Linked DNA regions of Homo sapiens: region 1 is linked to region 2. A link is an interaction called in ENCODE POLR2A ChIA-PET data of the cell type or tissue named here. Cell type or tissue: HepG2. All regions are shown on one strand. Each heading gives the region's core, and the rest is flanking DNA. Links, peaks and the distances in the headings are about the cores only.

What was found. Peaks named below come from ENCODE experiments on the same cell type or tissue, not always from the same donor. Only the 100,000 strongest peaks of a DNase experiment are listed, where the experiment ranks them.
Region 1: POLR2A ChIA-PET joins it to region 2 with 5 read pairs; 3 of 35 experiments call an interaction of 5 or more read pairs at or near these places.

The regions. Positions count from the first base shown.
Region 1 is chr5:172,201,614-172,216,352 of GRCh38, forward strand. EFCAB9 (EF-hand calcium binding domain 9) reads left to right here. Exons shown (of 4, transcript NM_001171183.2): 4 at 1,601-1,841. The coding sequence ends at 1,732. It overlaps UBTD2 (ubiquitin domain containing 2), which reads right to left. Exons shown (of 3, transcript NM_152277.3): 3 at 8,033-10,614. The coding sequence ends at 10,217. Among named protein-coding and RNA genes, the nearest start is that of EFCAB9, 15 kb to the left of the region's middle. In HepG2, for the core only: no CTCF peak of the experiment used is centred there; no DNase peak of the experiment used is centred there.
Region 2 is chr5:171,949,219-171,965,544 of GRCh38, forward strand. It overlaps FBXW11 (F-box and WD repeat domain containing 11), which reads right to left. Exons shown (of 14, transcript NM_001378974.1): 2 at 8,379-8,480. Among named protein-coding and RNA genes, the nearest start is that of FBXW11, 49 kb to the right of the region's middle. In HepG2, for the core only: no CTCF peak of the experiment used is centred there; DNase peaks (open chromatin) are centred at 5,363 and 8,953.

The DNA of each region.
Region 1 (14,739 bases), core at 1-8,000, 250 kb after region 2:
TTTGGAGGAAATATAATATGACAGTAGTTTAGTGTTGGGGGAAGAGTTTGTAGATTTGAATTAAACAGGAAGAGATTATATGATGAATGGGAGCATGTGAGCATAATCCTAAAGGCTGAGCACTGTGGTGCGCACCTGTAGTCCCAGCTCCCTGGGAGGCTGAGAAGGGAGGATCGCTTGAGCCCAGGAGTTCCAGGCCAGCCCGGGCAACATAGTGAGATCCTGTCTCAAAAAAAATTCCTAAGAGAAAGCTATGGTGAAGACAGTGAATTCTGCCTATTTAAAGAGGAAATCCACATTGGGGAAACAAGTGGCAGCTAAGGTTGAAAACAATGATCACACTGTGAACAACCTTAGATGCCAGCCTGAAGCCTCTGGACTTCACATGGTAATGATCGGTGAAAAAAGTAATTGCGGTTTTTGCCATTGAAAGTTGGCAGGCTGGGGTTGGGCGCGGTGGCTCATACCTGTAATCCCAGGACTTTGGGAGGCCGAGGTGGGCAGATCACGAGGACAGGAGATCGAGACCATCTTGGCTAACACGGTGAAACCCCATCTCTACTAAAAATACAAAAAAACTAGCTGGGCATGGTGGCAGGTGCCTGTGGTCCCAGCTACTCGGGAGGCTAAGGCAGGAGAATGGTGTGAACCTAGGAGGCGGAGCTTGCAGTGAGCCGAGATCATGCCACTGCCTGGGCGACAGAGTGAGACTTCATCTCAAAAAAAAAAAAAAAAAAAAAAAAGAAAGTAATGGCAAAAGCCGCAATTACTTTTGCCTTTTCTACCAACCTAATGGAAGAAAGTGACCTTTGTGCTGGGCACCATGGCTCATGACTGTAATCCCAACATTTTGGGAGGCTGGGGTGGGTGGATAACTTGAGGCCAGGAGTTCAAGATCAGCCTGGCCAACATGGTGAAACCCTGTCTCTACTAAAAATACAAGAATTAGCCAGGCGTGGTGGCACACGCTTGTAAGCCCAGTTACTCGGGAGGCTGAGATGGGAGAATCCCTTGAACCCGGGAGGCGGAGGTTGCAGTGAGCTGAGATCACGCCACTGCCCTCCAGCCTGGGTGACCAAGTGAGACCCCGTCTCAAAAAAAAAAAAGGCCAGGCACAGTGTCTCACGCCTGTAATCCCAGCACTTTGGGAGGCCGAGGCAGGCGGGTCATGAGGTCAGGAGTTTGAGACCAGCCTGACCAACGTGATGAAACCCCATCTCTACTAAAAATACAAAAATTAGCTGGGCGTGGTGGTGTGCATCTGTAATCCCAGCTACTCAGGAGGCTGAGGCAGGGGTATCACTTGAACCTGGGAGGTGGAGTTGCAGTGAGCCGAGATAGCGCCACTGCACTCCGGCCTGGGCGACAGAGAGAGACTCCGTCTCAAAAAAATAAAAGTGGCCCTTGTTCCTTTAGCATCTACAATAGACTCTCTATTCCTGGGTACTCGACTACAATCGGACTATAATTATGTCCCAATTACTGAGTGTCTTTAATTTTCCAAGTTTTTAAAATAGAAATGAATATAATCCTATCATCTGAAACAAAGTATGAAGTTTTTCCTGAAATAATTTTTCTTTCCCCCCCACCCTAACCAAAGCGTCTTAATTATCAGGAATTTAAGCTGTATACAATCATCTACACTGACAAATTACAGAAGAGGCAGAAAACAGAGGAGAAAGAAAAAGGAGAGAGAAAGAGAAGTCTCTACTCAAAATGTCACATCAAGTAGATACAAGCTGAAAGAGTCTTGGAAAAAAATGGGATCTGAAAGTACAGAACATGAACATTGATGAAGACTGTTAACATGTCTAAAAATAAATTCAGAGCATCAAAGTAGATATCTTTATAATGACTTTTTTTTTTTTGAGACTGACTCTTGCTCTATCGCCCAGGCTATAGTACAGTGGGATGATCTGGGCTCACTGCAACCTCTGCCTCCTGGGTTCAAGTGATTCTCATGTCTCAGCCTCCCGAGTAGCTGGGATTACCACCATGCCCAGCTAATTTTTTGTATTTTTAGTAGAGATGGGGTTTCACTATGTTACTCAGGCTGGTCTCGAACTCCTGACCTCAAGTTATCCACCCACCTTAGCCTCCCAAAGTGCTGGGATTACAGGTGTGAGCACTGTGCTCAGCCAGGTTTTGAATTTTAATAACCTCTTGATCTCACACAGAACTCACAATAATGTGGAATAACCACTTTCGTTTTGTTGACATGTCCTAATTCTGCTGCTGCTTTTCAGATCAACCCTGATCAATAGCTTCCGCTGTATCCAACTAATTGCTAACACAACATACTGGAGCCAGGTAGGCGAAAGAAGGTGCAGCTTTCATGATATTGGTCATAGTGGTCCAACAGCCTCCTACTTCTTAGGCTAAGGCCACCTAGGTGCCAGAGATTTCAAATTAGCCAATGGTGACGTGCTCCAACCACACAGTAGTTGACATTTAAGAATATGGAGGCTATGTTCTTCCTAGAATCTTAATTACTCTGAGTTAGGTACTTAAACAAGTGTACCAAATTCACTAGGGTAAAATAATAATTATTATTTTTTGAGACTGAGTCTTGCTCTGTCACCCAGGCTGGAGTGCAGTGGCGCAATCTCGGCTCACTGCAACCTCTGCCTCCCCGGTTCAAGCGATTCTCCCTGCCTCAGCCTCCCGAGTAGCTGGGACTACAGGCGTACCCCACCAGGCTTGGCTAATTTTTGTATTTTTAGTAGAGACGGGGTTTTACCATATTGGCCAGGCTGGTCTCAAACTCCTGACCTCGTGACTCACCTGCCTTGGCCTCCCAAAGTGTGGGGATTACAGGCGTGAACCATCGTGCCTGGCTTGGTAAAATAATTATTATATGCCATTGAATAATTTTAATTTTTTTATGCCTTGAATAATTTAAAAATATTTTTGGGGATGGAACTTATGAATCCTCTCTACCCAATTGTACTGTAATGTTACTGATGACAGCTACCATATTATCATGTGCTTGCTATGGGTTCGGTAGTTCTTTAGAGGCATGATTTATCCTTATAGCCCTATGAATTAGGTGTCATCCTTGATGTGCAGATGAGAAAATTGAGACCTAGGAAGGTTAAGAACCTTACTCAAGAACATAAAGCTCGCAAGAGGGCGGACCAGGATTCAAATTCAAGGTCAATTAGATGCCTGTGCTTAGAGCCAGTATCTGAGCAGCTCATTTTAGTTTCAGCAGATCCAAGTTTTAAGCTGAGATTTCATTGGTTTGGAAATCTATTTTGCATAATGTTATTAATCACCACATCTCCTACTACCATAAATTTCTCAGGGAAGAAGTTAAATACAGCTCAAAAAAAAAAAAAAAAAAAAAGAAATACAGCTCATTTACTATAAACCAAGGATTTCTTAAGGATACATTACATAACTGGCCTTAAGGAATTCCATGAGTTCCAGAGTACTTAATATCAAAAATAAAACTTAATAACTTTGTCAATGTGCAACAGACAAGAATACTGCTTAAGATTGTCATTCATAAGTTAAACTTGTAAATAACAGCAAATAATTACTCTCTCTCTATATTTAATAGACATAGGATTTTGATTTCATGCTTTCAAGTGTGACAAATGTAATTAGCAGCCAAAACTTCTCTTCCCCACAATGGTACCAGAAAAAACAAACCCAACTCAAGATACTTGACCTCTGATCTAGGGATAATGGTATCTACCTCGTGGAACTGTGAAAAACAAAAAGATGCAACGCATCTCACAACAGTGCTCTTCCCTTCCTTTGCTTTGGTGAAGAGTTTGCAATTATTCTCCAAGGAGACTCTCTGGCAAGCAAGTATGGACACTACTACACCTACCCACTGTACTGAAAGATGAGCACTATCTGGTCAGAAAATGGCAGCTAGAGATTAGCCATAGTTCCAAAGTGCCCCACTAAGCTCATCTTGGCATAAACCGTTCCTGCCTCTTGTGGCAGCCTCGATGGCTTTTGCCACCAGACAGCCTTGGGATCTATGCATGGTTTTGGAAGAAGAAATTAGTGAGGTCTCAGGAAGGCTTCTCTGTCCTACCTTCCAGAGGGGTCCTGAGATATATAAAGGGTAACCATGGCCAGGCATAGTGGCTCAAGCCCGTAACCTCACCACTTTGGGAGGCCGAGGTGGGTGGATCACTTGCGCTCAGGAGTTCGAGACTAGCCTGGGCAACATGGTGAGGCCCTGTCTCTATTAAAACCAAACCAAAACAAAAGGGTAACAATGGATATGTATTTTTTCAGACATGGTCTCTAAAGCAATGAAAATACTATACTCTTTATTGTTTCAGAATGGGGGCAGGGAGAAAAGATGGCCAAAGATAATACGTACATATAGGTACTGATTTAGGCTAATTTAAAACCACATCAAATGACTGAAGTTTCAGGAATGAGCAATTTTATAAAAGTTTTCCCCTCCACTCTGGAAACCATTAGGGTGGCTATAAAAGGTATAATTAACCAACTATCAGATTTTTTTTTTTTTTTTTTTTTTTGAGATGGAGTTTCGCTCTTGCTGGAGCGCAATGACGCAATCCCGGCTCACTGCAACCTTCACTTCCCAGTTCAAGCGATTCTCCTGCCTCAGCCTCCTGAGTAGCTGGGATTACATACACCCGCCACCACGCCCGGCTAATGTTTGTATTTTTAGTAGAGATGGGGTTTCGCCACGTTGGCCAGGCTAGTCTTGAACTCCTGACCTAAGGTGATCTGCCCACCTTAGCCTCCCAAAGTGCTGGGATTACAGGCGTGAGACACCGTGCTCGGCCCAACTATCAGATTTTTAAAATGTTCTTCCTTTTAAGAGCATTTTCCTAAACTGGATGCTTCTAGAGTGGTATCGGGAAACTGAGCATCTCTCTGAATATCTCACACTGAAACTTAGTGTCAAAAAGGAAATTTAAACGCACCACTTCAGTGACATTCTTTTGGGACTTAGTAGTACAATTTATAAAACAATCTACTAATGTACACTTTAGGACTTTTTCACAATTACATTCTATGACAACAAATTTTAAATGTGTTTGTAGGTATGTGTGGAGATGCTTCAACTTAAGTTTCACTATTTCCACAGTGAATTCACCCATCAGATTGTGCTTTTAAGGGTAGAGTTTATTAGACAATGTACATTTAGGTATGTTTTTGGATGGTACCAACCCTCTGTATTATTACTAAGTCATAGTTGCATTAAAATGTTTTGGTCAACCAAGTGTGTTCAGGTGGCCTGTGCCCTGGGAAGAGAGCAGCACCTGCAGAGGTAGGGGAATGCAGGCCTGATGGGAGGGAGGGCTGACCCAGCTACAGTTTCAGCCCAGGCCCAGACTGGTTCCTCCATAATCTATATCCGCTACAAAGAGGGAAGACATTTGGAGGAAGCTAACTATAAATCAAGTGAGATCATTTATTAGGTTGGTGCAAAGGGAACTGTTTTTGCCACTGGCATTAAAAGCATTAAACGCAATGGCAAAACTGCAATCCCCTTTGCACCAACTCAACATCTTCCACCAGTTCTTAGAGTTCATGTCTTATCATCTTAAGCCTCATACCAAAGACAATGATTAGAAAGAGCCAAATGAACTGTGCTGACATCTGCTGAGTGGGACAGTTATCCACCTTAGCAGCCTACAGAACGTGGAGCATCAGAGGAGCCACAAGAAACCCAAACAGACATCACAGAAGATTGGCTATAGCAAGGGAGGTTATCAGCTTCATTCTTTCCTCTCCATAAGTGAAAATACTAAATTACAGTATTTGAGAGTTGGAGGTAGACATAATGTATATCTGCTAATTTGTCCAACTGATAAGAAAAGACCATTAAAAAACTATAGTGTCTTAAAAACTTGTCATAAAATAAGGATTTTTTCACATCAATGGGGAAAAGATAGATAAAAGTTATTCAGTAAGTATTATCAGGAAAAGTGGGGTAGCTATTTGGAAAAATAAATGTGGATTGCTACCCTACTTCTTTCACCAAAATAAATTTCATATAACAATGAAACCAAAAAGGAAACACACAAGAAACATTTTTGTAACCTCGGATTGGGGAAACATTTTTATAACCTCAAATTGGGGAAGATCGTTTGAGGTTAAGAAAAAAACTCAGAAACTGTAAAATAAGAGACTGACAGATCTGACCAGGAAAAACTTAAAATCTGCACATGGTAAATTCCACCCAAACAAAAGAAATGACAACACATGATAGAAAAGAACCAATTTCCTCAATAAAGGACAGGTACTCACAAGTCTTGACAGTAAAGACCAACATGCGATAGGAATATGGGCAAATAGAACATTCACAGAAAAAAAAAATGGCCTTAAAATATAGTAAAATGTTAAACTTTGCTCATAAGGAAAATACAAAGCAAAACCACAGGTCAAAGTTTTTACTTATCAGATTGTCAAAGATCAGAAAGGCGGTCAGGGTGTAGGAAAATTAAAGCAGTCATATTGCTGTAGTATAAGGATTAATTGGTAAAATCGCTTTGGAAGACATGTCACATAAATCTATAGAATGCAATTCCTCCATCTATGTATACAAAGATCTTACCTATATAAAAGGAAACTCATTGCAGCATGGTTCACAGTAGCAAAAAACTAGGAACAGCAAAGCCGACCAGAATAGAGACTGATGTAACTGTGGTATGCCCAGACCATGGAGTACCACTGCACCTATGAAGAGGAAGGATGCAGATCTAGATCTATGTATGCGGAATGATTTCTGAGGTTTACCATTTTAGAAAAATCAAAGGTGCAGAATAGTATATGTATTTATGGAAAAAAATGAGGTGGAGTGAATATACCCATATACACTAAAAGAGTGGTTTTTGAGTGTGTCTCCCAGATCAGCAGAAGCAGCACAACCCGGGACCTTTTAAGCATGCAAGTTATAGGGCAACATTCAGATCTACTGACTCAGAACGTCTGAGGAAAGGGTCAAGCAATCTGTTTTAATAACCTTTCAGGTGATTCTGATGCATGCTCAAGTTTAAAGATACACAGAAAATGGTCAAAGTTGTTGCCTCTGGGGAGGAGAAACAGAAGAGCGACAGGAGTGAAAGACTCTTTTTGCTTTGATATATCTGGATTCTTTTACCATGGGTGTGTATTGCCTACTTCATAAAGTTATGAAGTATCACCTGCTTTACATGAAATTTACCCAGGCTGGAATAAAACAGCATGATCATGGGTCATTGCAGCCTTGACATCCCAGCTCAAGTGATCCTCCCAACTCAGCCTCCCAAGTAGCTGGGACTACAGGCATGCTCTATCACGCGTGGCCAATTTTTTAATTTTTAGTAGAGATGCGGTCTCCTCTATGCTGCCCAGGCTGGGTCTTGAACTCCTGAGCCCAAGCAGTCCTCCCGTCTTGGCCATCCAAAGTGCTGGGATTACAGGCATGAGCCACGGCACCTGGCCAGCATGATTCTTAAAAAACAAAAAGAAAAACAAAAACACAGCCGGGCGTGGTGGCTCACGCCTGTAATCCCAGCACTTTGGGAGGCCGAGGCGGACAGATCACGAGATCAGGAGATTGAGACCATCCTGGTTAACACAGTGAAATCCCGTCTCTACTAAAAATACAAAAAAATTAGCCGGGCGTGGTGGTGGGCGCCTGTAGTCCCAGCTACTCGGGAGGCTGAGTTCACGCAGGAGAATGGCGTGAACCCGGGAAGTGGAGCTTGCAGTGAGCTGAGATCATGCCACAGCACTCCAGCCTGGGCGACAGAGCAAGACTCCGTCTCAAAACAAAACAAAACAAAACAAACAACAAAAAAAAAAACCCACAACAACCTATTTTAGACCAAGATTTCAGTGCAGAAGATGAAGCACATTTATAAATTACCATGTATGACTTGGCATAGCAGAGCCTAAGTTTGGTGATAATGAACCTGTTATTTACTGAGCAGAGGTTTTAAAAAGGAGGAAAACCTTCATAATTCTCACTTAGAATGAGGCAATTACCCTTATAGAGAGTAAAAACAATTAGAAACCAATAATAAAGGCAAAGACAAAGAGAAAAATTGAACCTTTTTTTTTTTTTTAAAAAAAGCACATAAACCCTACATACTAAAATTATACACATCAAGTACTGGTCCAATCTTATATCAATCTATTTACAATTAAACAGCACCATGGTTTTCCCACCTAGGTTAGTTAAACATGCCCAGAGAATTGTTATTCAAAGCATATGTTCCTTTAAAATAAAATAAACTCTTAAAAAGAGAGCTCAAATCCTCAACAAAGAAAGACCTTTTACCAATCGATATCATAGATATTGATGACATCACCAAATCTGCTTAAGAAAAAAACAGTTTTAAACACTTTTTTCCAGTTGACAAACTTTGAGAAGTGCTGCTATTCGATGTGGCACACAAATGAACAAAAACTTTGATGACAGGAGCAATATACTGATTTACCCTAATATCTCCACCTCTAAACATAAAAAAAATCTCCTTTGGGATTAATGCTGTGGTCTTCACTTGAATTTAGATTCAATCATCAGCAAATTTAAATTAGATATAGCCACAATCTTTAAAATGATTGCATAAAAATAAGGAAGTAGTTAAAGCTCTCAGAAACATGATGTTACAATTACAGATATATTTAATCAGGCAATAGGAAATTCAATACCATTTAAACATTACATTTAAACTAATTAGCAGTTTCATTTTGTCATTAAAATTAATAATGCACTTCACATCCAAACAGGTGTGGAGGGCTGACATTTTCCAACTGAGAACAGCGTTAAGTGCCTTCTTGTCTGTACTTTTCCATCTCATGGATTCTCAGGGGCACAGTGGTCACATGTTAGCCCCCCTTCTCACTTATGGAACCAACTTTTAAAAGGCTCCAAATTCAACCTAACTCTTGGCAGCTTTACTCCAGTCATAGTATAGAAGAATCAGGTTATCTCCCTGGATTTTTCAGTCCCCTAATCTAACTTGCAAAAGGCTCTTAATTTGCTTCTTTGCTACAAAAGATGAGGGAGGAAAATTGTCATCTACCATGACTAGAGGTAACAGTGAACTGGAAAGCACTAAGGTATAAAGCAATGTTTCATTATTTGGTCTCACTGCTAATGTTTATGTGACACCAGTAAATCTTTCACACTTAAAAATTTTGAGTTGAAATTTCCTCTAAAAGACTGAAAATAGGCACAGTTCTCCCAGGCACAGATAAAATAGGCTTTCCTTACACCCCTCCATGCAAAGTGGAGGAAATCATTTACTTTATTAACTTGAGTGGGAACAGCTATAATTGATTTTGGTGTCTCCTGACCCAGGAACCATGCATTTGGGGGTTATACTTAGCTATGAAAAGTTCCAAGCAGAATAGATAGATCAATGAAGGTACTATATAGTAGTGACCTTCTAAGCCTGGATATAAAAATGGCTTCGTTATACAGACCTTTCAAAATACTTATGCAGCAAGATGACAGCGACTTTTCAACTGAGTATCTGTTGAAACTCAAGAGACCTGACTGTATTGATGAAATTATTGCCTAGTGTTCCAGAAGGGTGCCTGCCACTAATGTGCTGGAAGGCACCAAAATTTAGTGTGAATGTAAATAAGGAGCTCAAGATGTGGGGATGAGGAAAGCAACACTAAAGCACAATTTGCCAGTCTCTACTCATTTATGGCTAAATATTAATTGAGCTAAGAATAAAAAACCAGAATAGAAGCAACCTCAAATACTGCTCTTTTCAGTTTCCATTAACCAAAACAAAACAAAACAAAACAAAACAAAACAAAACAAAACAAAAAGGTTAAGTTTTATATCCATTATTTATGGTTTCTGGAAATTATATAATTTGATATATTTTTCTAAAAAAATTCTGTATTCAAAAAGGTGCTTGGTGCTGTCCTTCATGGATGCAATGTTTCATTTACAGTCCAAGTCACTGAAATATAGCCATTACATAGTTGTTGAGTGTTCTAAAATAAATGGTTATCTATTTCTTAACTGCCTTTCAAATTAGAAATTGTAATTACATGAGTCTCAAAGCCTGGCTCTTTGTGTTTTATTATTTTTGTTGGTCTCCATCACAGATGGAATTTTTCACTGGTAATTCCTCAGAACTAAATCCATTCATAGGGAATTTAGAGCAGTGAAATAGATTTCACGCCGCAGAGTAGGAAATGACAACAAGAACCATAAAAAGGAGCAGAGGGATGTGGGAGCTGGCCAACAGGGCTCAGTTCAGTTCTCCACTGGTGTTGGGTTCTGCACAGGTTGGCTCACTATAACCTGTACAACATAGTCCTTTGGGATCTTCAGCTCTTCGAACTTCATTTTGTCAGTGAGAGGTCTGCCAGAAAAAAACCACCGCTGACTACCTGGTTCCACTCCCTCTGCTGCATGCAACCGTCTCTTCATGTGGAATACTGTGTCTGTGCTGCGAACCACAAGCTTGAGGTCTTTGCCTGTGGAAAGGCGCAAACGAAGCTGACATTCATATCCAGAATTGGGTGGTGGCTCAGGAATATCCAGAGTCTCTATGTCGCTCTTTTCCTCTATCATGTTGATTGGCGGTGCCAAGCAATACACTGGAAGCTGATATCTGTTCCCCAGTTCATCGTAGCACTCTGTAAGTGCACCTTCAGAAAGAGAAGATATGAATAAGAACTTAATCCTTAATGAATGCATTTTTGTTTATGCCTCACAAAATGCTTAAGCTTCTCTTGCTAGCATGGCACTGTAGAGAAAAAACATCACTCTCAGCTGATCATCAATGATTATCAAATCCCATGCCCAATTATTTGAGTATTTAATTTTATATGAACCAGAATGCTAGGTCCTTACGCTTATGCTCTTCTAAGTTATTTCATATCCTTTTCACAATTTCATTAAAATGGCATACAACTCAAATGTACTACTAATATTATTAATGCTTACACAAGACGTAGAGAACATTTAAATTACATTAGGATATCTTTTACAGAAATGAATCCGCTACCTTAAACAAGCAAGCAAATTAAAAAAAATTGATTTCTAAGCTCAATTCACCACAAGTGTTCCAGAGCAGTTTTCTTTTATTCTTTTTCTTTTTATTGAGATGGAGTGTCGCTGTGTTGCCCAGGCTGGAGTGCAGCGGCACCATCTCGGCTCACTGCAACCTCTGCCTCCTGGGTTCCAGAGATTCTCCTGCCTCAGCCTTCCGAGTAGTTGGGATTACAGGTGCCTGGTACCATACCCGGCTAATTTTTTGTATTTTTAGTATAGACAGAGTTTCACCATGTTGGCCAGGCTGGTCTCAAACTCCTGACCTCAGGTGATCCACCCACCTCAGCCTCCCAAAGAGCTAGGATTACAGGCATGAGCCACCGTGCCCAGCCCTAGAGCAGTTTTCTTAGTACCTGGACTTCTTTCTTTCTTTTTGAGACAGAGTCTCACTCTGTTGCCCAGGCTGGAGTGCAGGGATGTGATCTCGGTTTACTGCAACCTCCATTTCCCGTGTTCAAGCAATTCTCCTGCCTCAGCCTCCTGAGCAGCTGGGATTACAGGCGCACACCACCACGCCTGGGTGATTTTTGTATTTTTGGGAGAGACAGGGTCTCACCATGTTGGCCAGGCTGGTCTCAAACTCGTGACCTCAAATGATCCACCTGCCTTGGCCTTCCAAAGTGCTGAGATTACAGGCATGAGCCACCATGCCCAGCCCAGTGCCTGGACTTCCTAAATTGAAGCACTTGGCAAGAAGTCCTTAGTCCAGAGATCACAAATTAGAGATGACAGCCTTAGCAGCTGCCACAGATTCATTGCTTATCTATGAGTCTCATTAGTAAAATTACCACAGAAATGACTGAGGTGTTTTATTTAACCCCAATTAATCTATCTAGTACAGATAAGCTATGGATTAAAAAGGAAAAACAAAAGGGCTATGACATAACGAGCTAGCTCAGGGAAGGGAAAAAGCACTCAAGGTTTTAAAAAAATGCATTAATGGTTAACTTCCTTACAAATCATATATTATAATTTCAAAATCAAAAACAAAATTTTAGAGACAAGGTCTTGCTATGTTGCCCAGGCTGGACTCAAAACTCCTGGGCTCAAGCAATCCTCCTGCCTCCACCTCCTGAGTAGCTGAGACTAGGTGTGTAAACTACATTACAGTTACCAGGACTTCCTCGGGGGAACTTGAAAGCATACCTTTTTTTTTTCTTTTTCTTTTTTGAGACGGAATTTCACTCTTGTTGCCTAGGCTGGAGTGCAATGGCGCAATCTTGGCTCACCACAACCTCCGCCTCCTGGGTCCAAGTAATTCTCCTGCCTCAGCCTCCCCAGTAGCAGGGATTACAGGCATGCGCCACCACGTCCAGCTAATTTTGTATTTTTAGTAGAGACGGGGTTTCTCCATGTTGGTCAGGCTGTTCTTGAACTCCTGACCTAGGTGATCTGCTCGCCTTGGCCTCCCAAAGTGTTGGGATCACAGGCGTGAGCCACCGTGCCTGGCCAAAAGCATAACTTAATGAATGTTTTAAGGTTATACGTAACATATCGTTTCCCCAAACTAGAATATGGTATCAGCTTATTATAAATTTGGATAAAAAACCAAAATGTCTACCAAATCCAGAGCACTGAAAAATGGTTATCAATGAACAAATGAGTTAATGAACCGGTATTTGTGTTTAATGTCAATAGGATGAAAATATAAAGCACCTGAAATGAGTCTGGAATGGTCATCAACCCACCACAGGTCCAATCTGGTCTGCCTTCTAAGTTACATAAGATGGGCTGGGGTGATAGCTTAGTTGGAAAGCAGAACACACGTGAATCTTCCCTCTTCTCTGTTTAGCCTCTGTGTATTCACTAATACTATTGTAGAAATGGATCTACTTCAAGCACAGTTGTGATCACTAGCAGTCCCTATACCAGTAACTTCACACTGCCCTTTCCCTTCTGCCCTTCATCCCAGTGAGTCAGGGTTTAGTTTTCAAATCTCTAAAAGGTGAGAGAGAAAAACTCCATGAAGAGTTACAGCTGGATGGTGTATATTCTTACTCATGCTCTGCCAGTGCTCAATCCATAATGCTGGAAGTAAGCTATTTAGATGGTTACAGAAGCTCCCGTATTTCAGTATTTTTAGAAACAGTAATTTGTTTTTTATTTAATATGGAATTTTCTAGTTTATTCTTTTCGGCACTTCTTTCTACAAAATTATAATCTGAGTTGTAAATATGCTCTAGTTTTACATTAAACTAAAAATCAGACTTTCTGTTTCTAGTCTGGCATGCAAAAAACTTAGAAGTCACCACTCCATCCTAACAAGTAAAAGGCTGAGCAAACTGAAAAATCAACAGATATTCTTAATCTGTGGGAGAAGTAAGGTCACAGGGCAAACCACTGCCCCCGAAATAGGAGAGACAGGCAGGGTAATACAGAGCATCACCATTTACCATAGCAGACACCCAGGAGCTGAAATCTCTGTGGAACCAGTGCAGGGTAGGGAAACCTCAAATGTAACCAAGTGAATTGCTAAAGGCTCAGTGTGGACAAGTCTTAGAGAGAAAGCTCCATGGGGACTTGGTGAAGGGTGTCTGGGAAGAGTGATACCTTCCTGAGTTTTACCTTCTGGACCTCTACAACTTCCTCGTAGTGACAGTCAGAATAATTCCCTGGGTTGGAGGAGGGTGCAAAAGGAACCATTTTTAAATATGCCAGAGAATTCTGCCCTCAGAAGAAACTAACTAGAGTCTATCCTGCTGGGGTTTTATCAGAGCCTAACTAATTTGGGAGAAGAGAAATACCCAGCTCTAGCCCCTTCTAGCCATCTTGTCCCACCTAAGGCAGGGACTATGACTGAGAAGCACTGGTCCAGTTCATGATCCAGAGGCAGAGGCTCACAAAAAGACTAAAACCTCCATATTACCGAAGGCCCATTTCACACAGTTCCTGTATATTATGTCCACCTTTCCCAAAAAATTACAAGATGTACCAAAAGGCAAAAAAACAGTTTTTTAGAGCAAGCACAAAACTAGACTCAGATACGGCAGAAGTGTTAGAATGATCAGACTGGGAATTTAAAACATGATTAATATGCTAATGGCTCTAATGGATGAAGCAGACAGCATGTAAGAAGAACAAATGGGAATGTAATAAGAGAGATGGAAATTCTAAAAAGAACCAAAAAGAAATGCTAGAGAACAAAACCACTGTAACAGAAATAAAGAACGCCTTTGATGGGCTTACTGGTAACTGAACACGAATGAGGAAGGAATATCTGAGTTTGATGATATCTCAGTAAAAATCTCTAAAACTGAAAAGCAAAGACAAAAAAGACCAAAAAACCTTGGGAGGTTGAGGCGGGGGTATCACCTCAGGTCAGGAGTTCGAGACCAGCCTGGCCAACATGGCGAAACCCCGTCTCTACTAAAAGTACAAAAATTAGCCGAGCGTGGTGGCAGGCGCTTGTAATAATCCCAGCTACTCAGGAGGCTGAGTCAGGAGAATTGCTTGAACCTGGGAGGCAGAGGTCGCAGTGAGCTGAGATTGCGCCACTGCACTCCAGCCTGGCAACAAGAGCGAGACTGTCTCAAAAAAAACAAAAAACAAATAAACAACAACTACAACAAAAAAGCCCAAAAAACCCCATGAAATCTAAAAACAAAAAACCCCACCACAAAACAGAGTATCCAGAAACTGTGGGACAAACCAAAGTGTAACATACACATGATGGGAACAGCAGAGAAGAACAAGAGAAAGAAACAGGAAAAATATTTGAA
Region 2 (16,326 bases), core at 5,288-13,287:
GAAGGTGAAGAAGAATAAAAGCTTGAAGAAGGCTTCGGTGACTTCACATCATTGGACACAAGGAAGTGAAACATGCGCATATGATATCAAATCAATGAAAAAACACTAGATCAGTAAATAGTATGCAGACAACTGATAGGTCATTCAGAAAGAATGTGCATCCCTAATTCACAGCATATAGGAAAATAAATTACAGAGAAAATGAAAGATTGCAAAGCACAATGCTATAAACCACTAGAAGAATATTATAAGAAAGGAACAAGTATAGCCACACAAAAAGTAAACATTTTTTCAAAACTTTCATCATGGCCAAAACCATTATTAAAAAACTGAAAGGCAAATGTCAAACTGGGAGAAGTATTTGCAATAAATAACAGTTAATATATTTAATATATAAAGAGTTCCTATAAATCAGATTTTTTAAATAAGGCCATCATTAGAAAAATGGAAAAAAGAACATGAAGAGGTAACTCATATAACAACCACAGAAATGGCCAATGAATATTTTTATGTATACATATATTCCAACCCATTAGCAATTAAATGTACATTATAACAAGATACCATTTCTGCATTTTCATCCATCAAAATCTCAACAAAGTACAAAATTAAAATATTCAATGTCATCTAGAGTATGAAAAGGGATCTCTGATGGGCTGCTTTTAAGAGTATAATTTTACCCAGCTTCTCAAAAGTACAAGTTAGCAACCTAAATGTGCACACTGTCTTACCTAAGAAAATAATCACAGAAGTATACAAAGACTTAATTACAATGATGCTTAACTCCACATGGCTTAAAATGTCTCAAAACTGGTAGCAGTCTTAATATGGAAGGGAAGTTTTCTTAAAATCATTAATATATTTATTAAATGGAATATTATACAATGATTTTAAATGATGATAGAAAATCTTAATTCATCATGTTACTATTTGCCAGTTTTTATTTATTGGTTTAACTTTGAACAAGTATGTTATTTTTAGTAATACTTTTAAAGTACACCTTAAACATTTTTAAATGATATTCAGGGGTTATGGCAATGCTTGGAATATAAATGGGTCTATCTTCCATGAAAGCAATTTAGCCATACCTATCAAAATAAAGCACTGTTCACTTTAAGATAAATCACTGAGCTGTACACACTTAAGATTTTTGAACTTTTCTATATACACTTTATACTTCAAAAATGGAAAGAAAAAAAAAAACACCTGTACTCTCGCCTCCACCCCTAAAATCTAGGGATGATAAAAGTACCATTCATGAAAGAGTTAGACTTTACTAATCTGGGGACATGTCTATAACATAATGTTAAATAAATAAAGCAAATAAGTGACCCCGTATTGTGATTTTTCTAGGGTGAGCCCATTTCCTCTATTCAAAAAAAAATGGCTGGGTGCGGTGGCTCATGCCTGTAATCCCAGCACTTTGGGAGGCTGAGGCGGGCAGACCACCTGAGGTCAGGAGTTCGAGAACAGCCTGGCCAACGTGGCAAAATCTCGTCTCCACTTAAAATACAAAAAATTAGCCAGGCGTGGTGGCGCACACCTGTCGTCCCACCTATTCAGGAGGCTGAGGCAGGAGGATCACTTGAACCTGGGAGGCAGAGGCTGCAATGAGCCCAGATCATGCCACTACACTCTAGCCTGGGTAACAGAGTTAGACTCGGTCTCAAAAAAATACATAAATAAATAATTTTTTTTTAATTTAAATGAGGGAATTCTGATAGTTGTCAGATTGCATACCCTCCTATGAACAAAGAAAACAAATATACAATGATAAAGAACAAAATGTTAACATTCGTTTCTTAGGGGGAAGGAAGGGATTAGAAGGGAGAGATTACTAAACTTTTCTGTATATAATTTAATTAAGTCATAATAAAATACTGATATTCCTTGACCAAGCAATTACACATACAAAATCGTACAAGCCTAAAGATACATATGCAATGAAATCACTGAAGTTCCTATAATACAACCCCCGCCACAAAAGACAAAAAAAAAATTGTAGTCTAAAGGCCCCTCAAAAGGAAAACTAGCCACCGGGATCAGTGGCTCACACCTGTAATCCCAACACTTTTGGGAGGCTGAATTGGGAGGATCACTTGAGACCAGAAGTTTGAGACCAGCCTGGGCAATATATCAAGACCCTGTCTGTACAAAAAACTGAAAAATTATCTGGGCGTGGTGGCACATGCCTGTGGTCCCAGCTACTCAGGAGGCTGAAGTGCGAGGGATCACTTGAGCTTGGGAGGTCAAGGTTGCAGTGAGCCATGATCCTACCACTGCACTCCAGCCTGGGCAACAGAGCAAGACCCAATCTCAAAAAAAGAGAGAGAGAAAAAAAGTGGCTATTTTTTTTTGAAAATAAAAAAATGCTAAAGCCCTGTGATGTAGCCTCCCGAGTAGCTGAGATTACAGGTGCATGCCACCATACCTGGCTAATTTTTGTATTTTTAGTAGAGACGGGGTTTCACCATGTTGGTGACCTCAGGTGATCCATTTGCCTGGGCCTCCCAAAGTGCTGGGATTACAGGTGTGAACCATCATGCCTGGCCTTTATTTTTAATTTCTTGAAGCTTGTTTAAAAATTTTTTAATGCTAGCATGAAACAGTGGTTTGTAAAACTTTGAGGCATTTTAGGTTTGCTTTTAAAATGCCCCAAGAAAAACAAAATTGAAGAAAAGTTGAACTAAGATTAGCATAATTTTGAAAACTGTTCAAGATTAAGTTGAATAATTCTCTTATTTTTGTGTGTTTAGCTATTTCTATAAGGAGAAAGTTTTTAAAATGAAATCTTCCTAAGAGCCCCATTAAGTAGAATAGATAAATCCAGAGCCATTCTAAGTGAGATCGAAGTAGGAGGCACACTGTGCTAGCCCCTCCTTTATCCCTCTAGTGACTCCAAAGTCAAGCTGGGGTTCCACAGGGCATTAAAAATACCACTGTTAAAATCAGCAGCAGCAGAATAACACTGCACAATTTGATGGATTCCTCCCTACCGAACAGACAGGAGGAAGTAAGGCCCTAAAATAGCAACAAATGTTCTCTCTGGGTGGTAGATGCTCACGCTACCAATGGACGTTTTCTTCTTTTTCAAAGTCTATTTCGTAAATTTTCTTATAAAGAGGAAAGATGTGGTTTTTTTTAACCATATATACATACACATATATGTGTGTGTATATGTGTGTGTGTGTTGTGTGTACATACATATATATATATATATATATATATATTTTTTTTTTTTTTTTTTTTTTTGAGACGGAGTCTCCCTCTGTCACCCAGGCTGGAGTGCAGTGGTACAATCTCGGCTCACTGCAGCCGCCACCTCCTGGGTTCAAGCAATTCTCCTGCCTCAGCCTCCCAAGTAGCTAGGATTACAGGCGCCCATCATCATGCCCAGCTACTTTTTGTATTTTTAGTAGAGACAGGGTTTCACCATGTTGGCCAGGCTGGTCTTGACCTGACCTCAAGTGATCCGCCCACCTCGGCCTCCCAAATTGCTGGGATTACTGGCGTGAGCCACCGCGCCCAGCCTATTTATATATTTTTTAGAGCAAACCCGTGGCCTGCAGGCCCCCAGGACGGCTTTGAATGAGGCCCAACACAAATTCGTAAACTTTCTTAAAATATTATGAGATTTTTTTTCTTTCGCAATTTTTTTTTTTAGCTCATCAGCTATCGTTAGTGTTAGTGTAATTTTATGTGTAGTCCAAGACAATTCTTCTTCCAATGTGGTCCAGGGAAGACAAAAGATTGGACACCCCTGTTTTAGAGACAAGGTTCTTGCTCTGTCACCCAGGCTGGAGTGCAGTGGTGTGATCATAGCTCACTGTAACCTCCAACTCCTGGGCTCAAGGGATTCCCCAACCTCAGCTCCCAGAGTAGCTAGGACTACAGGCACATGCCACCATGTCCACCTAATTTTTTATTTTGTTTTGTAGAGACAAAATACAAAAATAAAATGTTTGTAGGGCCTTGCTATGTTGCGAAGGCTGGTCTCAAACTCCTGCCCTCAAGCAATCCTCCCACCTGGGCCTCACAAAGCACTGGAATTATAGGGGTAAGCGACCATGCTCAGCCAAAAATGTAGGTTTTAGTGTCTATAAAATACTACAGATTCTACCACTGAGCAACCCAAAACGTTCACATTATCAGACCCAGAGTGCTATAGGATAATTAAGATAATCAACAAGAAATGACAAATCCCTAATGCTTATTAGAAAACAGACAAGAGGCAATGAATTCAAACAGCCATGTCTGACCTTAGACAGACCGACCCTGAACAAAAACAGCCTTATCATATGCATGGTCTTTTAGCTAATCCTTACCTAGCCCTGGAATCTAAGACTGAAATTCCTTCTTACATGGAGAACCAGGAGCAAGTAAATTTAAAAAATGGATTTCATACCCCCCAAGAGTAAGAATCAGTAAGAGGTGGCAATTATCTTTCTCTACCTCATAAAAACCCTTTATGATTTTTAAAGATGAGGAAACAGGGGTTCGGGAAAATAAAGTAACTTGCCCAGTATCACAAAGTCATTAAGTAGTAGGAACAGGACTAGAATAGAGGTTTGTCTGCACCAAAGCCAGGGTTCTTTCTACCAAGCTATCTCCCTCCTCTAAAAAATATTCTCTTATATCAAAAGCTATGATAAGTTCTGTGGCATTCTCAGACCACTGTGGCTCACTACACCTATTAAAAGTAAAAAAAGAAACAAGAAAGGCAGCTGTCAAGAAGTTGTGCTACTTACTGCCCAGCACTATATGCACTAGAGCTTGGAAGGAGGCACTCAAACTCAATTCACGTGATCCTCACTGTCATTCCAAGCAATCAGTCCTACCCCAGCAAAAGGCTTATCACTAACACTCTCCCCCAGCTGAGGCTGCAAATGACATTCCCAAGACAACTTGCCAGTCTATTACATCATGCTGCTGTGTTGGCTTTAAATTTTTAACTCCAAAAATTAAGGGGAATTTGTTTCAACCTAAAAATGGCAGTTGCAAGTTAAAATGGCAGTTGTCACTACAGACTGGTGACTAGAGCACTGGCTTTGCAGTCATCCAGATTATGTTCCTAACCCAGTTCTGCCACTTAAATAAATGTGTAACCTTAGGCAGGTCAATTCACCTCTATAATTTCATATACAAAAATGGCAAGGTAGATAACTTTTCCATAAAAGATCAAATGAGATAATCCAATTCCTAGAGTCCAACACATAGAAAGAACGTGGAAAATAAATGATACATACTATTATTAACATTGGTATGATTCTCATGCCACAGGAATCTGGGCAAATCAATAATCCACATGGTCTGAATTCCTGATTATTTGCTATAACAATCAACTGGTTGAATCAGGACATCTGAGGCAAATGAAACACTGACTCAGTTCAGCTTGGTTGAGAGATAACCAATAGAGGCCCTGGCACATACCAATTGCTCAGTAAATATTTATGGAATTAAGTTTGCAGAAAGTCCACTCAGGAACCTCACTAGCTGTAAGATTCAGGAGGGCTCATTTTGGCAAAAAGAATGGCAACTTTTTTTTTCTACAGAATTTGGCAGGTTTTTCTTTTCTTATTTTCAAATAATATTAATAACTAAACAAACCATATACCAGGTGTCAATAGTGAGGTTTCTACAAATAAAACCAACATGGAAAACTACAAAAGCAGCATTCCAGAGTAGAGGAAAGAAAACCAGTTTGGGAATCAGGCAAGTGTGTGATTCATATGCCAGTAACTTTACAGTTATGTAAACATTATCTTGGGCCAAATAGTCACGTCAGACTCAGTTTCCATATCAGAAAATTGGAGATAAGAACACCTACTTCACAGGGTTGTCATAAAGCTAATATATGTGAAGCACCATGTAACAGTTGGTAATGAGTGATTTTTAAGTCTCTGATACCTGTTTTCCCTTCTAGACGATGGTAGAAACTTCCGGAATGGGTAAATTATGCCTAAGGGCAACTACTATCTTCCCTCCGGCTTTTTCGAAAGGTAAACTAAAATTCAGCCATATAGACAGGTCAATGGGCTCAAGTTGCAATTATCAGTGGGTCCACTCTGACAATTTTAAGGGGGACTCTTTCATGGAACTTCAGAGACCAGGAAAGAACCAGGCTCTGTTCTCTCCAGGTAGCCTAACTATTCCTTCCCTTCTCAGGCCTGCTCTAATATGAGGTTGCTAAAAGGTGTGCAAAGGAAGAGTCATCTTTGCAATAAACCAAAGATGCAGCATATAAGCAACAGGCCTTCTTTGAGAGCCCAAACCCAAATTAAGGCACGAAATTTTAGCACTGTTTGGAGACTGGAGGTAAAGGGGAGAAATGTTGGCATTAAAATAATACTTAAATGAGTACAGAGGAAGGAAGTCTTCCAGGCTCATTAATATTAATACATGTTTACTTTCCATTCACATGTGGGACAAAACAGAGTAATGATTTGCTAATGCCAATGAGCTGAGTACTTAGTTCATTTTACTATGCTGCATACCCTCAATTATATACTAGCAAAAATTAAACCTAAGTAAACAGAATACTCTACACGTCTCTAAAGACAATATTGCTCCACTCACTGAAATAAGACCCAATCAAGGCAAAAAAAAAAAAATCTTTTTTTCCTTCTTAAGTGAATTTCACTAAGAAAGATGAGTCAAGGAACTTTTAACAAATTTGGATTTCCATTTTCAACAAGGTAGGAACCCGTGTACCTCCTCCCACTCACCCCACCTCCAGAGAACTCACAATACTGTTACTAAAATATATTGAATGATGCCTTCCATTGGCCAATTACTTTTAACTGAATGCAATAAAAAGAATCCGCACTTCAAGACCTCACTAACAACTACAATTTTTCCCCCTCTTAAATTTCCAGTTCTGGAAAAAACTCGGTCAGCCCACTAAAAAGCAACTGTAACATTCCTTTTAATCCAGAAAAATAGAGACAAAAATACACCTATTATAATACACCTATTATACACCTATTATAATAACGCAAATATCCATTATACAGCATCAAGGAGAGCACATGCAATAATGGCTGCCATTCCAAGAACATTTTTGTTAAAAGTTACATCGCATGCACAGAAGCTGCTTTTCCAAAAGTAAACATATATTCATTACACTGAGCCTCACTGAAGCATCCTGTTCTTGTAAGGTGAGACTTGTAACCCACCTTTATATACAGAATCTAAAGACAACTGGGCCTTATATTGAACTCGCTCTCCAGTTAACTGTGTTAGTGAGGTTCCAGTACAGTTCCCCAAAGAAAGCAATTTGAATCAATAACCACACCAGTGCTACTCTGAATGTTTGCCAATAAGTAAATAAAATGCCTGACTCCAATATGAAGAACATTTTCCTCCTTCCTGGCTCCCCAGCTCCATTTAAAAATTGTAAACATGAATAGAAAGATAAACTTGAGAACAGCAAAGTCACCCATGCCATCAATAATATCCCTCTAACTCAGTGCCTAATTTTGCAGTTTTCCTCAAACAGGACAGTCTCAACCAGATGCCAGGAATTTAATATGGCTTTTCAAAGATATATCAAACTGTCTGGAATATGCAGTGATGAAAACTGAATATTGCTACTGAAACCATATTTAATTAAACACATGCTTGCTCAGAGCTTCAGAAATAAAGCTACAATGTTTTCTTCCTTGGCTCTCTTAGAAGCCACCCCAACAAGAGAGGGTCACCAGCTGCACTCCTGCTAACAGTTCTATCCTGAGCAACCCTTTCCCATCCACCCCCAAAAAGTTTTACTTTTATCTGTGGAATTCTCTGCCGGCCTCGGCCTGGAAAACTGGGTGGACCCTGAGGACAGGTGTCAGATCTGGCCTTTGGGAGGTGGCCCAAACTGACAAATTATTGGCAGCATAAAGCTATGATCTTTATAAACTTCAGTTTGAGGCTTTATGCCAGTAGTGATTCCCTCCCCGCTCCTTTTTTGAAGAGGGGAGAGAAAGCAAGCCAAAAGGATGAGTTTCAAAATAGAAAAAAATCACCACTTTAATTATGAAACCCTCCCAACTCAACAAAGAACTGTTAAAGGTAGCCAAATGGAAAATGTCAGGAGTTTTTTTTGGCACATGCGCAACTATTAAACATGAGAATTACAACCTCAAGGTGAGGGGAAAAGAGTAAAAAGCAGGAGCAGAAAAGGGGAGGACAGGGCCCAGCCAAAGACCCGTTTGCTCAAAAGGGCCCCTCTTGGTACTAACTCCTCCATGTGGGGCACCCAGGCTGGAGGAAAGCAGAGGGTTACACAGAACATTTAGCAGACTTAACATTGGATTAAACACACTACTGCAAGTTTCAACAAATGTTCATGGCATACGTAAAAACACATTTACAACAAGAAAGAAGAGAGGCACCTGGAGACATCTGACACTGGGCATGCTCTGCAGGCAACTCAGTGCGCACATGCTCTCTACCAGGTTGGCGCAGCCTAGCCACAAAGACCTTGGCACAGAACACTGCAGGATGACAAAAAGGAAGGAAGAGAAGAAGCAGTTAGAGGCCGCAACAAATCACTCCTTCACACAGGCAACTTGAATGTTAGTTGGGGCAGGGGGTGCACCCTTGGCAGTTTGGAGGTTAGGGATGGTCCCAGACAGCTCACTGAAACCTTGGGGGAGGGCCCACTTGATGTTCTATGGAAAGGAGGTTTCTGCTGCCAACCACTAATTTCTCAGGGTACAGTGAATAGAATCAAGAGGGACAGAGAGAATGTTTAAACAAAAACCCACCAAAGGGAACTGTGAAAGTTTGAGTGCAAAACAAGATTAGTGGTGAGATTGTCGACTACAATTTCATCAGTGCCACAGTTTCTCGTCTATGTCACATAACCATAATTGTCATCGTTGTTTAAGAACCTACAAAACCACAAAAAGTGCTATTTGCCCAGCACTTTACATTTGTTCTCTAATCCTCATATCATTGTAAGGAAACCGAGGCTCAAAGGTTAAGTGATTCGCGCAAGGACACACAACAAAGGAGGGGAGAGCCAGAATTTCAAACTTTGGTTTGTCTGCTACCAAAACCCACATTCTTTCCACAAGACTATGATGCTGCTATTGTGAAAACTTATATCACCCCAACTTTTATCATGTGAGTAAAGTTTTGCACCTCCCTAAGGTAAAATCACAGGAGACCTAAAGAATAAGGCAAAAAGAACAAGAAAGATGGGTGACAGACTGATAGATAAAGGCAATAAAAGAGGTGATTTAAAATGCATGATTTTCAGTGTCATCACATCTCCACCTTCCCAAAGGAAAAACATTGGAACGTCATGATTTTCATTTTAGACTTTGTTTACAAAGTCCGTCTGACATGACTAAGAATTAAAAAGCTTATTTAATTTACCTCTTCGATCCTCTTTTAAAAGCTTGCTGATTTTAAAGGAATTAAGAAAAAAAGTAAAATATAAAATGAACATATGTACTACGGCTACTACTTAATAACCATTAGACCATACTGTAAAGTTAATAACCATTAGACCATACTGTTCAATCATTCAGATATAAAGTCAATTAATTTACTATGGCAAAATCAATACTCATGTAACAAAAATTAAAGGTGAGTGTTTGGGTTCAACCAAAACATCCCAGAAGTCTTGGACCCAAGCTCATAAACTTGTTTGTTCTAGCTATAATTAGAATAGCCAAACACCCTCATTTGCCTGAGATAGTCCTGGATGACACTTATTGTCCCCTCATAACTTTCACTCTCAAAAGTGTTCTGGTTTAGTGGATAAATTCTATTATCACCCAACTGCAATACAAACAAAGATAGCTTTGCTTGAAATCAGAGAGACCTGGGTTCCTATCTAGTATCTGTCACTTACTAGTTACAGTTCACCTATGATACACGGAATATTGAGATTACTTAGAAAAGGCATTTAAAGAATACAAAATCAGAGGAACCAAATGGAATAAAAAAATTGAGCAGCTTTCTGGTAGCAATGAAAATGACACACTTCCAAGGTGTGCCTTTATTCCAAAGCCAATACAGTGGCAATATATCATTGAAACTCCAGGTACACAAATTTTGTTGCCTCAACACTTTGCAGAGTACCAACCACAGAAGGTGCTGAATAAAATAATGAAATAAAATAATGAAAGTAGTTGCCATTTATCAAGCTTCTGTTATGTGCTAGACAGCTGAAATAGTAAACTCTCACAATAACCCTGTAAAATAGGTATTATTCCATTTTATGATGAGGAAACTGATGATCAGGAAAGAGATATCAAGCAGAGTCCCATGGAATTTTTTTTCCATTAAGAAAAAAATTTTTTTAATTAAAACAGAAAGGAGAGCCTGATTTGTTAAAACAGCAACACAGACCAGGAATGGTGGCTCACACCTATAATCCTAGCACTTTGGGAAGCCAAGGTGGTCAGATCACTTGAGGTCAAGAGTTGAAGACAAGCCTGGCCAACATGGTGAAACCCCGTCTCTACTAAAAACACAAAAATTAGCCAGGCGTGTGGTGGCACACACCTGTAATCCCAGCTACTTGGGAGGCTGAGACAGGAAAATTGCTTGAACCTGGGAGTCAGAGGTTGCAGTAAGCCAAGACCACGCCACTGCACTCCAGCCCAAGCGACTGAGCGAGACTGCCTCAAAAAAAAAAAAAAGAAAAGAAAAGAAAAGAAAAAAAACCAGCAACTTGTCCAAGGTGCAGGGGAATAAGGGCTAACTGATGGCAGAATTAGGACTAGTAAATTAAACCTGACAAGCTGATTTTCTTTCCACTACAACAAACACTCTCTATCCAGAGATATTCTTACACATGTTTAATAAAAGAATACTTACATCAGCATACATCACAAGTGGATGGGCAAAGAAGAGAGTTTAAGGACTACACCTAGCCAGGTGAGGTGGCTCACGCCTATAGCCCCAGCACTTTGGGAGGCCGAGGTGGTGGGATTACTTAAGCCCAGGAGTTCGAGACCAGCCTGAGCAACATGGTGAAACCCCACCTTTACAAATAATACAAAAGTAGCCAAGCATGGTGGTATGCACCCATAGTACCAGCTGCTCGGAAGGCTGGGGTGGGAGGATTGCTTGAGCTTGGAAGGTGGAGGTTGCAGTGAGCCAAGATCGCAGCACTATACTCCAGCCTGGGCAACAGAGTGAGATCCTGTCTCAACAACAACAACAAAAAAGGATTACATCTGGATTCAGCAACTAATATCAAATTAACACCAAAGCTCATACGTAAATCAATTTTTACTTATTCAGTAAAAAGTCAGGTTCCCTCTGCAAGGGTTAATAGTATTTGCCTCAAAGGGTAAAAACCATGAAAGCATAAGGTATTGATTAGATTCTGCTAATAAGTTGGAATCTAAAACTTTTTAAAAGGCAATTTTTCACATTCAGTAAATCAAAAAATCACAGATTGTGAGAACAGGAAGGCATTTTAAATACTATTTAGTATAACCTCGCACTGCTAATTTTAGATTAAGAGGTGAAGAAATTAAATCCAAATTAGAAAAACAATGATATTATCAAGGCTTTTTAACCATTTAATGATTTAATCAATACTCATAACAATGTGGAAAACAATCAACATAAAGAAAATTTTCAGTGAACTTGATTTTAAAACATTAGCCATTTATTAGAAGACTGATATTTCAAAGCTTTTTGAAGCTTGTTATTTAACTAGTATATTCAGGGAAAGATTTTTAAAAGACCCTCTGAGGGTCAGATTTCCAAGATTTTCTCTTCATAATATCTATGGTAGATACTGTAAGATATAAAGAATGATGCCAGTATTTATTAGATGCTGACATCATGCTAAATACTTTATAAAGGATATCTCATCTCATTTTTACAATAATCCTACACAATAGACATTACTTTCCCCTTCAGAAGAGGAAACACAGGCTCAGAGATGAAGTAATTTACTTATCCAAAATCGCATAGTGCTGGGTTGGTGCTAAGGTCTGAGGCAAGAGTACTCTTCACTGAGACAGCTTGATCCTAGGCAGCACCCAAGCTGGTGTGTGATGCAACTGCCAATATCTACTAATCAGAAGTCTCAACTCTCAGATCATCCCAGGACTGGGAACTTCCAGTTTCAAGACGAGTGTTGTTTTCCATTTGGTAAGAACACAGACAGTGGTTAAAAAGTATTACAACTGCTTACTTTCACACTCAATAATTACTTTGAAGCTAAGTGACCAGCCACATTGCTGAAAATCATCTCTACTCAACAGAAAATGCTATTCTAGGAAATACACCCACCTTTTAGTAAGAAAGTCTGTACCCGCTAGCCAAAACAAGGTAGGTTCCTCTTAGGTCTTAGATCTAATAGATCAGGAGGACATTGATCCAATTTGAAAATAATGGATAAAAATAAAAGTTCCACATTCATCAACCTAAGAGCATTAAATTACAGCTAGGACCACAACAGTAATTGATTTTTTTTTTCTTTTGAGATGGAGCCTCGCTCTGTCACCCAGGCTGGAGTGCGGTGGCATGATCTTGGCTCACTGAAACCTCCATCTCTCAGGTTCAAGCAATTCTCCTGCCTCAGCCTCCCGAGTAACTGGGATTACAGGCACCTGCCACCATGCCCGGCTTATTTTTGTATTTTTAGTAGAGACGGGGTTTCACCATGTTGGCCAGGCTGGTCTTGAACTCCTGACCTCAGGTGATCTGCCTGCCTTGGCCTCCCAAAGTGCTGGCATTAAAGGCATGAGCCATGGCTCCTGGCCGTAAGTGATTCTTGAAGCTTCAAATTTTTAATTTAGGGACATGGCTGGAAACCCATGTTGATCATTCGAGAATAACTATTATCCATGATTGCTTAACTATTCAGTTAGAATAATGAAAAGATTTCTTCATATTAGCTAAATTCACAGTACAGACGATTGTCCTTTTTTTTTAAGTGAGCAGTGTTCTTTCATATTGCTAAAATATGTCTGAAGAATACCCCTGATACCATGGGTATTTACCAATTTTAACAAATACTTATTGACCTGCTTATTAAGCCAACAATACACACTAAGCCTCTTTCCCCTTAAGACTTTAGCCTTGAGCTCAAGAGAAACAACCCAGGAGGATCATAGTGGGGATACTTAACAGAAGACTTTGGAGGGTCAAAAATTGCCAAGATACATTTGTTATAATTTCGTATTTAGCTACTTGTAATGATTAATATTCTAATTTAGGGTTGTTCACAGAGAACAGGAAATGATTCATAATGGGTTGTGATATTAACAGCTAATACCTAATTAGATTGTATATTTGTAGGTTCTATAGCTGAAGAAAATAATATTAGCCAGGGAAGCTGACAGTGTTTATTACTTTTGCCATATCCACCGTATAATCAAAAAAACCTAAATCGAAACCATTATGCTGAGAAACACCATAAGTCAGTAAAGACAAAAAGAATAATCTCTTTTGGCATTTTTCAAAAGCAAAAAGTTTATTAAAAGAGGTAGGAGAAAAATGTCCTAGGCTCTCTTCCTATTACCATAGGAACCACAAATCAAAAGGAAAAAGTGGTTGCAGGCACCTTGTATTCTGATTGGCTCACTTGAAGAACTCACAAAAGCTAACTTCGGTCTGTTTTTAGATGGGATTGTTTTGAATCTCCTGCCCTGATTCCTTCTCAAAGAAGCAGTTCTTTTAAAATTTCCCCAAAGAGGTATTTTATGTTAATCATCTCTCTAATGTTATAACCTCTGATTTAGAAATCTGCCTTATTATAGGTTTTCTATAACTCCCCCCACCACCAATCTTTTTATTTAATCCACTTCCCACAGAATCATTACCAGCTTCTTCTCACTCCTGTCATCATGATTGAAGTAATCAAGTTGAGTGGCTGTTCCATTAACCAAAAAACTTATCTGAACTTATATCTATCTGCACATAGTAAAGCAATTAAGACATTCTCTTTATTCTCCAGGAGCTCACAGAAGGCAATCTTAAACTTATAATGTAAATACACATACACACACACACACACACACATATATATATACATACACACACAAATATGAACTTAACCCACCCAAAGGAAGAGGATGCCTGAACTAATTCATAAAGGGTAAGTAGGAGGCAGCCAGGGGAAAAAGAGAAAGACATTCCAAGAAGAATACATAGCATAAGCAAAGCCAAAGAGGTAAAAAATGAAACATCCTATGCAAGTATCTGCAATTAATTTAGCATTAAAATACTTAAGTGTGAGATGAGAAAGGCTTAATTAGAGAGACAGGGAGGGACCAGAGGTCTCTCTATCAAACTTGTGACTTAATCCCGTAGAACAACAGGTCTTAAACTCTGTGCTACAGCCCATCAGTAGTTGGCCCAATGCTTCTCAGCTGTGTCATCCAATTTTACATCAATGTGAATGACTTTTTTTTCTGCAACTCAGCAGATACACAGTTTGTACAATATCTGTCAGAGAGGAATAGAAACAGATCATGCAACACAGAGATGGAGGTGGAGGTGGACAGGGGATGGAGGTTTTTAGATTAAGAGGTAAGGGGTGAAGCATAACATCAAGCCAAAGCCAAGCCAAATCAAGCCAGCAACAAAGAAATATCCCATGTTTTCTAGAACTCGTGGAGAATATTTGCCGCAAACGATAAAAGAAGTCTGCTCAACAGTAACCCAATGACAAAGAGTGTAAGCAGATAGTACAAAAACCAAGGATGTTTTTATAGATATTATATTACGGATTTTGTTAAAGACCAGAGTGTTCTGAATGTGTTAAATTCCTTTAAGTGAGACATCCAAAATTTTAATATTCAAATCACTGCTACAGACAATGATGAGACAGCTATTAAACTGTTTTAAGCAAAGGAATGACCCTTGGCAGCTGCAGCCAAGCATGATTTGCAGAGAAATAAGGATAAGTCTCTTCGAGAATCTATAAGATAGCAGCTCATTTTTGTTTTACAAACAATGCAATTTCTTTCAGATGGGCTACAAAGAGTAGACACAAGAACCAGCACTTACCAACTTTCATACTCAGTCTAGGTCCTTTTTTCTCCCCCCACAAAACTTCCACCAGGCCCTACTGATAGAATATCAAACAAAGAGTGCCATGATAATGATGAAGAAGAGAAATAAAAGATCAATTTCATGGGGTAACCATTTGGCAGTAATGCCCTTTCCACTGGGAATCTCTAGCCATGAGTGAGGACTGGGTCTTGATGAATCAGACAATAGGTGGGCTCAAGGGGAGTACATAACTCCAGCTCTCTAAACCTAGACTTGACAGCTAGAGTCCCCATTCAGTTTCTGCTGAAGACTGCCAAATAAACTAAGCATTAAAGTTAACCCAACTTAGGAATTATCCTATTGTGTCTCATCTCTCAGCCTGTTGCTTTTCAAGAAGCAGCAGTGTTTGTAATTAAAGTAAGGACAAAGCATTCAGAAGAGTCTTCTAAAATTCAGAACCTAGGCTTCCACTATTAATGTCTGATGGCAACCTATAAGAAAGAGCACTCTCACCACCATAAATGCATTGTTTTTAAAACCAAGAATCACAATGTAGCAATCAGGTTGTTAAATAAAAGTTAATTCACGGTTTAAGGCATTTTCTATAACCTTTTATAGAACTGAATATTGGCCCATTACCCTAATGTGCAAAATACTTTCTTTTCCTTATAATGGCATTTTATTATAACAGAATTTGATAGTAAACATGTGACATGTAACCAAAAAGTTTACATTTTAATTCTTAGCAACTGTATTCTAGAATTATGTTCTTGTCATAATATTATATCACAGGGTATATTCAGGCTGGGATATATGTTAAGGGAAGAAAAGGGGATGCAGAGAAGTAGGCAGGAAGGGGAGAAAAAAAATAAGGATGAGAAGAATGAGGAAAACCAAAATTTACTATCTGCCAAGTTTTTAGATTCAAGAACAGCCCAAAAGTAGTGGAATCAGGACTCAAAGTCAGAGGCCAAACTTTGCTTAAACACCACTATAATTTTTTTAATTAATGTCCAAACAATTTTCATCTTGAATTATTCTAAGGTAAGATATTAGAACCCATCCAGGCAAGATGGCTCATGCCTATAATCCCAGCACTGTGGGAGGCCAAGGCAGGAGATTACTTGATGTCAGGAGTTTGAGACCAGCCTGGCCAACATAGTGAAAGCCTGTCTCTACTAAAAATTACAAAAAATTAGCCAGGCAGGTGGCACGCACCTATGATCCCAGCTACTCAGGAGGCTGAGGCACGAGAATTGCTTGAACCCAGGAGGCAGAGGTTACAGGGAGCTGAGATCATGCCATTGTACTCCAGCCTGGGCAACAGAGTGAGACTCTTGTCTTTAAAAATAAAAAAAAAAA